Linked DNA regions of Homo sapiens: regions 1 and 2 are each linked to region 3. The links are chromatin loops, found by intact Hi-C in ENCODE. Cell type or tissue: gastrocnemius medialis. All regions are shown on one strand. Region 1 holds the start of LOC100506405 (a long non-coding RNA gene). Region 2 has its middle 28 kb from the start of NTSR2. Region 3 overlaps GREB1 (growth regulating estrogen receptor binding 1).

Region 1 (2,500 bases), 84 kb before region 3:
CAGCCGCTCCCATCTCCCATGTCTGGAGTCATCATTTCAAGTATACCCAGCCCAGCTCAGCCCATTCTCTCACGCTCTCTACCATACACTTGAGCATGTTTAAATATCAGAAGACAAAATGACACATGACGCATTTCATATGATCTGCATTATTTTATGTGGTTCTTAGCTCACTGGCTATTACCGAAATTCCAAATCAAGTGTTCTTCTCCAGCCCCTACAGAGCCTGCAGGGGTGCAGAACCGACACTGACAAGTTAAACGGCAATAATAGGGCGCACCACAGTTTGCAGAGTTATGTGGAGTCACATAATCCATTTGAGCTTCACAATCACAAGCGTCACAAACTGAGTCTCTCAGGGAAGGGACCTTGTTGAAGGCCTTGCTTTAGACACTTGCTCCCCACTCTGGCCCTGACCAGAGGGGTCGGGAAGATTACTGGGGCCCCCAAAGTAGCCGGTGAGAAAGGACCTTTGGGAACAGGTTTGGGTGAGGGAAGCCTACACACTAAGGTGCTTTGGCTTAATAGGTGTGTGCTAAATAGGGTGACTGTTCCAACCCAACACCTATGACAGCAAAAGAGGGTGCATAAATAATTACAGGACAATAGGCGTAAACCTGAGTGACCCGGACAAACAGGGACTTGCGTTCCCATGCGAAGGGTCTGCCCTGGATCGTCTGGGAGACTGTGCTAGGTGCTGTGGGGACACCGAGATGGTGACACCCTCGCTGCCCCGGGGAGTGTGACATTTACTGGAGCAGGAGATAGATAAATACATACTGGGACATGACCACAACCATCTCTGTCACTTAAATGCTATGTTCAGAGCCTTGTCCCCTGCACTCCAACTTTACAGAGGGAAACAAAATCTGTCTGCAGCAGAAAGATGACGATCGCGACGGGAGCTCCTATCCCCAACCACGAACTGAAATGGTATGGAGATGGAGGCATTTGAACTGGGCCTTGAAGGATGACTAGGGCTGTCACCGGTGCTGGGGAGAAGGGATTGAAGATCGGCGTCTGTGCCGGAGGCAGGTTGTGTTCCATCGGCAGCTTGCTACGAGTTCAATCGCAAACATGTAACAGCAGGAGTTTAAGCAGGACTGGCCTGGCTGCTCCCTTGTGACCACCGACTTTGCTCGTGCTCATCCTAATTTCCTGTCACTAAGAAAAGTCACATCAGACACTGTGGTTGGGTTTCCAGGTGGTTTCCTATGTGTAGTGGCAGAGTGTCACCTCCAGGGGGCGCTCAAGGCCTCCCCACGGCTCACCTGCAGGAGGAGTGGGGCAAGCCCAGGACGCTGAGAGGAGAGAGAGGCCCAAAGCCCCGCTCCCCACGGAGGCCTGCAGCTTTCTTCTCTGTTTCCATCTCACCCACAACGAACACCCCAGGCGCCAGTGCCTTCAGGCCGGCCAGAGGTAGCAGCCTCCCGAGAGCCCTCCCAGGACCAGGGGGCAGCCCACACAGGCATTTCAGGGGGTTCGCGGTATGGGAGAAGTGGACCCTTTCCCTGGGTTTGTCTCCACACCCGGCCACCGTCAGGGGCGTGCGCTCCAAAGGTCCCTGTAGAAAGGGGCCCCAGAGGAGAGGACGTCGCCCAGCCTCTGTTCAGGCCTCTGGTTGGTGAAGCCAAATGAACCCAGGTGGCAAACAAAAGCTCTGAGTAGATGGGGCCCCAAGTCCAACCCCCAAGCCTACATGGACTGGAGGTGACAAAATGGGTCCAGGGTCCTGAATGGTCACCTCCCTGGAGACCCAACTAACACGCCTGGCTCAGCACGTCCCAGGGGCAGCACGGGGACGTGGTAGAAGGAAAGAACAGAGCCGACGGGGGTGTACTAGCCTGTTCTCGCACTGCTATAAAGAAATACCCGAACCTGGGTAATTTATAAAGAAAAGAGGTTTAAATGGCTCACAGTTCCACAGGCTGTACAGGAAGCATAGCTGGGGAGACCTCGGGAAACTTACAATGACGGCAGAAGGCGAAGGGGAAGCCAGCACGTCCTATATGGCCGGAGCAGGAGGAAGAGGAAGACAATAGAAGGAGGTGCTACATACTTTTAACCAACCAGATCTCTCATGAGAACAGCAAAGGGAAAGTCGGCCACCATGATCCAATCACCTCCCACCAAACCTTTCCTCCAACACTGGGGATTATAATTCAACAGGAGCTTTGGGTGGGGGACACACATCCAAACCATATCAGGCGGAGAGGTGGGGCCAGCCTTTGAGGGGCCTTGAATGCCAAGCTAAGTGACTAAAGGAAGACTGAACTCAGAGTTCTTCATACAGAGACAAATGCAGGACCTGGCTCCATGCATTTTCCCCTACAGTGCTCTCTGAGTCCACTGGGCCAGTGTAGAGGGATTCAGTGTCTTGGCACCATTGTATTTGCAGTCCAGCCTGTCACCACAGGCCATCTGCTTTCAGGTGTAGTGCTGGTATTAATAATAGCTACCATTTATCAAGCACCTGTGAGTAGTATATAGTTAGGTATTA
Region 2 (2,500 bases), 100 kb before region 3:
AAGGTGCTCCCATGACTCACACTAGCACCGTAAAAGGTGAGCGTTCTGGTGTCTGTTTCCTCCCTGTTCTGCTCTTTCTTCCGCACGCCCCCCCCAGGGACTCCATACCCATACCCGCTGACATCAGGGCGCCGGTCAAGTCTAAGCTGTGGGTCGACCCTGACATCAACTTATGACATATCTCACTGTTTTCAACTACATGTAAGGACTTATCCTCAGCAAGAAAGTGTTCCCTAGAAAGGTCCTTATGTGGATTTATTTTAACAAGTACAAACATTTTGCATGTAAATGGGGGTTCAATAGTTCCTGAGGACCCGTTACTGATTTATAGCAGGAGTGTCCCATCTTTTGGTTTCCCTGGGCTACATTGGAAGAAGAATTGTCTTGGGCCATACATAAAATGCACTAACAATAGCTGATGAGCTAAACAAACAAAATAAAATTGCATTTTTTTTAATTGAAGAAACTGAGTTTCTTTGCAAAAAATCTCATAATATTTTAAGAACGTTTACAAAGTTGTGTTGGGCCACATTCAAAGCTATCCCTGGCTGCATACGGCCAGCGGACCATTGGTTGGCCAAGCTTGATTCATGGCCTCCATATATTTTCCCCAAAGGGGACGCTGATTTGAAGGAGGCACAAGTTCTACAGGCAGGGTGTGAGCTCAGGCAGTGGGCCCAAGGCCAACCACTGGCTCAGGCTGACACACCAGAGAGACAGCTGATAGGCATCATTTAGACTCCTAAGTTCCCTGACCCACCTTCTGCTCACAAAATGTGCAAAGCCCTGACCTCGTCCAAAATACCAGAGATTCCACATGAGAAGGACCCTAATCAACAAAGCTTATTCTGTTTAAATAGAAGTGCCCAGCAGCGGGAGTCCTGATAAAAACACTGTGTATTTCATAACGCGGAAGAAAGGAATTCACTCCGTGTTCAGAGGCATGGTGTCGGGCAATCTAGAAGACCAGCTTTTAACAACCTGGGCCTGATCCACCAGCTCACACGTGAGTGGGTTCTTCTGCAGAAATAGCACCAGGAACATGAAGAAACAGCTGTTTCTGAAACTGTTGGAGCCACGTGGTGTTGTCCCTGCTACTGTGTGCTGTTCCTACGTTTCCCGGAAGAGGCGTAGGACGTGGCAGCCAGTCACAGAAGCCTTGACTCTAAAGAGGATTTTTAAATACAGAACTCGGACACAGCCCCTTGACTTCAAGTACATCCAGTGCCTTCTCCCAAAGCATCTGGTCTCCTGAGACAGCTGCAACCTGCAGCAAAGCTGTCAGGAATGAGGGCCACGTGCGGCTCATCTGGGCCCGGCCAGGGGAGAACAGACAGCCTGAGTCAGGGCTTGCCATGACGTCAAGTGAGGATGGCCACCGGAGCCGCCCCGCACACCCCTGACTGAGCTATTCTGGGTCACAGACACCAACATCCCAGCAGGATCAGGACCTGAGAGAGGGGCTCTAGACAGAAATGGGCCCATCGCTTGACAGAAACGACAACACAGCGCTGGAGACAGTGAAACTCTCTGACCACCACCGGCTCCACCAGGACTGTAGGCAAAACTGGGCACTTCTGGGTCAGGAAGCCACCCACAGCCGGGGGTGCGTGACTAGTCTGGCTTGTGACTGAGGGCTGCCCCTCGGGAGAACCTGCATTTCTGAGCACACTCGCTTCCATGTAATGTGCGGTAGGGCTTGTTCCCTGGCCTGGTGAGATGGGGAGGAGGGGGTTGTAAATGGGGAAGGACACAAGGCCCGGGGCATTTGGTACCCAGACTCTGCCAGCACTCACACACCAGCAAGGCCAACAGGATGACTCAGTGTGATTCAGGTTTTCAGTGGCTGCAAAACCAGCCCACCAAGCACTTCTCCACTCACCCTGCCAATGAATGGGCGTCCTTTCCCTGTCCCCAGGCCAGGTCACTACCAGTGGCAGGCAAGGGAAGGAGTCAGCAGGTCACCACGGTTCAGCAAGCACTGGGCACCCAAGTGCTAGGGAGGAAGGGATGAATTCCCAAGACACGACGCACAGATTCGGGCAGACTTCCAGCTTCTAGGCCAAACCAGGGAGAAGCAGGAGCCGAGCACAGCTCCTGGTGCAGCCCCACAGTGGCCCACGGGGGCTGCTTCCTGTTCCTCCTGCACTGGCCACAGGCCACCAGGAGCTGCTTGCTTGCTGTTCCAGCCTGGAGCAAAGACAGAGCTCAGGGCTGCCAGGAGCACAAGAGCTGGGCGAGGCCAGGAAGCATCTGGGTAGTGCGGTTGTATCCAGAAGCAGCTGGGGGCTGATCAGGGGGAGCACGCAGCCCTCCGATTGCAGGGCTGCCTATTTGAGTGGCAGCTCCTCTTAGAAACAATGCAGAACAAGCCCAGGGCCCCACAGAAAAGGGCACTGCCCTTCCCAGAACTTGAGCTCCGGGACTACGCATCTGTTCTCACCAGATACAGCTTGGGGCTGAGGAACAAAGAGCCTTCCCTGGGCCACAGGTGGGGGAC
Region 3 (2,500 bases):
CCCGGGAGGCAGAGTTTGCAGTGAGCGGAGATCGTGCCACTGCACTCCAAGCCTGGGCGACAGAGAGAGACTCTGTCTCAAAAAAAAAAAAAAAAAATACAAAAACGAAATTAGCTGGGCGTGGAGACAGGTGCCTGTAGTCCCAGCTATTCAGGAGGGTGAAGTGGGAGAATGGCATGAACCCAGGAGGCTGAGCCTGCAGTGAGCCGAGATCGCACCACTGCACTCCAGCCTGGGCGACAGAGTGAGACTCCGTCTCAAAAAAAGGAAAAAAAAAAAAAAAAGAAGGGCAGGCATCAGTGGTGACCCACGGTACCAGAGCCCCCACGGAGCCTCTTTCAGGGAAGGGCTAAGCTGAGCTACTCCTGCTAGGACCCTCCGCACCCCACACCAGCATGGCTCCTTGTTGCTGAGTGGACTATGAAAGAAACACATCAGGCATCAGGCTGTGATTCGGGGTCTCAGCTCTGCCACTAACACCCTCCCACTCCACCCCACCCTGTGACTCTGGGAGACACGCTTCCCTTCTCCAGCCCTTAAATTCCACCATGGTAAATTTCAGAGGTCACACTGGATAATCCCTGAGATAACTTCCAGCTCAAGATTGTGGGAAACCTCCATGGCATCTGCTTAGAAACACCAAGCCCAAACATCATCCATCTTTTCAGGATTTGTACCCTCAGCCCCCGGGAACATCCACATACATCACTTCAAAGAAGGAAAATGTCAACTTGTCATATATCAAGTCAATCTAACCTCACAAGATCCCAGTGCGCATGGTCATGGATTAGGACAAAAAGTGTATGCGGGTTCTGGAAGGAGTTTTGCAGAAAAGCCTTAAATTTTGTCTGTGCCTCCGTGTCTAGCTTCAGAACATACTGTTCCACCCTCTGCTTCGTCATGTGCTCTTTCTTCAGACCAAGCTCCAGCAAAACCCCTGCAACACAAAGAACATACATCAGTAACTGCAAACATGCGCACTGGGTTTCATTCACTCAACAGACACCTGAGGAGCGACTCCTACACAGCAGGTCCTGAGCTAGACTCAGAGATGCAAGAGCAGGGAAAGGAAGGGAAAAAACTCCCACACAGGTTACAGCTGCATAACTGTCCTGCACAGGAGCTGGGGCGCAGGCAAGCCTTGGCTGTGTGTACAGCAGCCCTCCCGAGGGGCACCAGCTTCATGAAGCAGCTGATCCCAAGCATGGTAAGACAGAGGGAACCGAAAGGTCCTGCCAGCAGCAAAATCCCTCTCTCAGTCTGAATGCCACAGGGCGATACATGACACCACTAAAGAGTGAGTCCTTTCAGTGAAGACACCGGACATCTGTGTACTCTGTGGTTAAATATGATATCCTTGAAAGTACAAGGATATCAGTGACGCTAGATAGCAACATGTGGTTAGGTCACTAGCCTGAGTGGGACATGGTGAAAGTTCAAGTTTTGGCTCTACCTTCAACAGATCCTAAAATCTTGGGCAAGTCACTGTCTCTGAACATCAGTTTCACAATCTATAAAACAAGAGCAGCAATACTTGCCCTATTCACTCTATAGCAAAGAACAGTGTCAACACCCACACATGGATTTCGGCAGATCAAAGCTTCTCCACACGTGACTTCTCCCCAAAATGCCCCATACCTGAATGCCACACATGGAGCAGAGTCTGCTGGTAGGTCACTTCTGAGGGGGGAATGCAAATGAGAAAGTCCACCTTCTCAAAGGATCCCAGGTCCAGATTTTGGGTGCTGGAATCCGCAATGGAACACACATGGGAGAGGAGCTTCTGCGCTACTGCCAGCTGGAAGGGCCGGATGCTGTGTGGCTCCAGATTGTAACCTGGAACCAGAGCCCCAGGATGCCAGGTGAGCTCCAGGGCACACGGCTACTGCCAGGCCCTTGGCCAGAGAATCAGTGAGACCTGTCCAGGGGAGACGGCCCCATTCACAAAGCGATGAGGGAAAGGGGAATAACTCACGTTTATCAAGTCCCTGCTCTCAGCTAAGCAGTGGCGGGTGTGGGGGTAGCAATCATTTTATGCACCATCTTTCACTTAATAATAAAAATAAGAACCAAGCACTTGGGGAGCACAGTGGAGGCAGTGGTCTCTTCTGCTTAGAGGGGACAAGGAGCCTATCCCAGGGGAGGTGATGCTGAGACTGGACTCTGGAAGAGGACTGCAAACTCTCCAGAAAAGAAAACTAACACGACAGTCATTTAGGAACTCTGTATGAATAAAAAACATCAGCAACAGACTCAGAGGCAGGAAATTGGCATAGAAAAATCTATCACCTCAGAGACAGTGATGGATGTGCAATTCAAGATTAAATGAGATTGTCATAATTAAAGACTGAATTTTAAATTAGGTATCAGGTCTACTGTGACACTAAAAGATGTCCTGTCTTGTGGATGTGCCTCTGACATTGCTACCTCCAATCTGAGTCCTTGGATGCTGCCTCCCAGGCCAGACCGAGGCCCTCGCCAGTGCCCTCTCATCGCCCAC

Evidence for each region. Peaks named below come from ENCODE experiments on the same cell type or tissue, not always from the same donor. Only the 100,000 strongest peaks of a DNase experiment are listed, where the experiment ranks them.
Region 1: a loop joins it to region 3, with 9 times the contacts of the local background. A loop is called at or near these places in 15 of 110 quality-filtered maps.
Region 2: a loop joins it to region 3, with 15 times the contacts of the local background. A loop is called at or near these places in 15 of 110 quality-filtered maps.

The regions. Positions count from the first base shown.
Region 1 is chr2:11,680,962-11,683,461 of GRCh38, reverse strand. LOC100506405 (a long non-coding RNA gene) reads right to left here and starts at 2,037. Exons shown (of 2, transcript NR_187639.1): 1 at 1,970-2,037; 2 at 139-1,271. It also overlaps a transcript of LPIN1 not described here. RefSeq lists an enhancer at 917-1,557. In gastrocnemius medialis, a CTCF peak has its summit at 1,240 (motif pointing right); DNase peaks (open chromatin) are centred at 676, 1,241, 1,671 and 2,281; H3K27ac peaks cover 2,500 bases.
Region 2 is chr2:11,697,034-11,699,533 of GRCh38, reverse strand. It overlaps a transcript of LPIN1 not described here. Among named protein-coding and RNA genes, the nearest start is that of NTSR2, 28 kb to the right of the region's middle. RefSeq lists an enhancer at 2,092-2,500. In gastrocnemius medialis, a CTCF peak has its summit at 1,145; DNase peaks (open chromatin) are centred at 60, 693, 1,273 and 1,943; H3K4me3 peaks cover 968 bases; H3K27ac peaks cover 2,500 bases.
Region 3 is chr2:11,597,117-11,599,616 of GRCh38, reverse strand. It overlaps GREB1 (growth regulating estrogen receptor binding 1), which reads right to left. Exons shown (of 33, transcript NM_014668.4): 14 at 1,639-1,836; 15 at 757-937. Among named protein-coding and RNA genes, the nearest start is that of MIR4429, 58 kb to the right of the region's middle. RefSeq lists a silencer at 803-1,007. In gastrocnemius medialis, no CTCF peak of the experiment used is centred here; DNase peaks (open chromatin) are centred at 1,236 and 1,836; H3K4me3 peaks cover 394 bases; H3K27ac peaks cover 2,122 bases.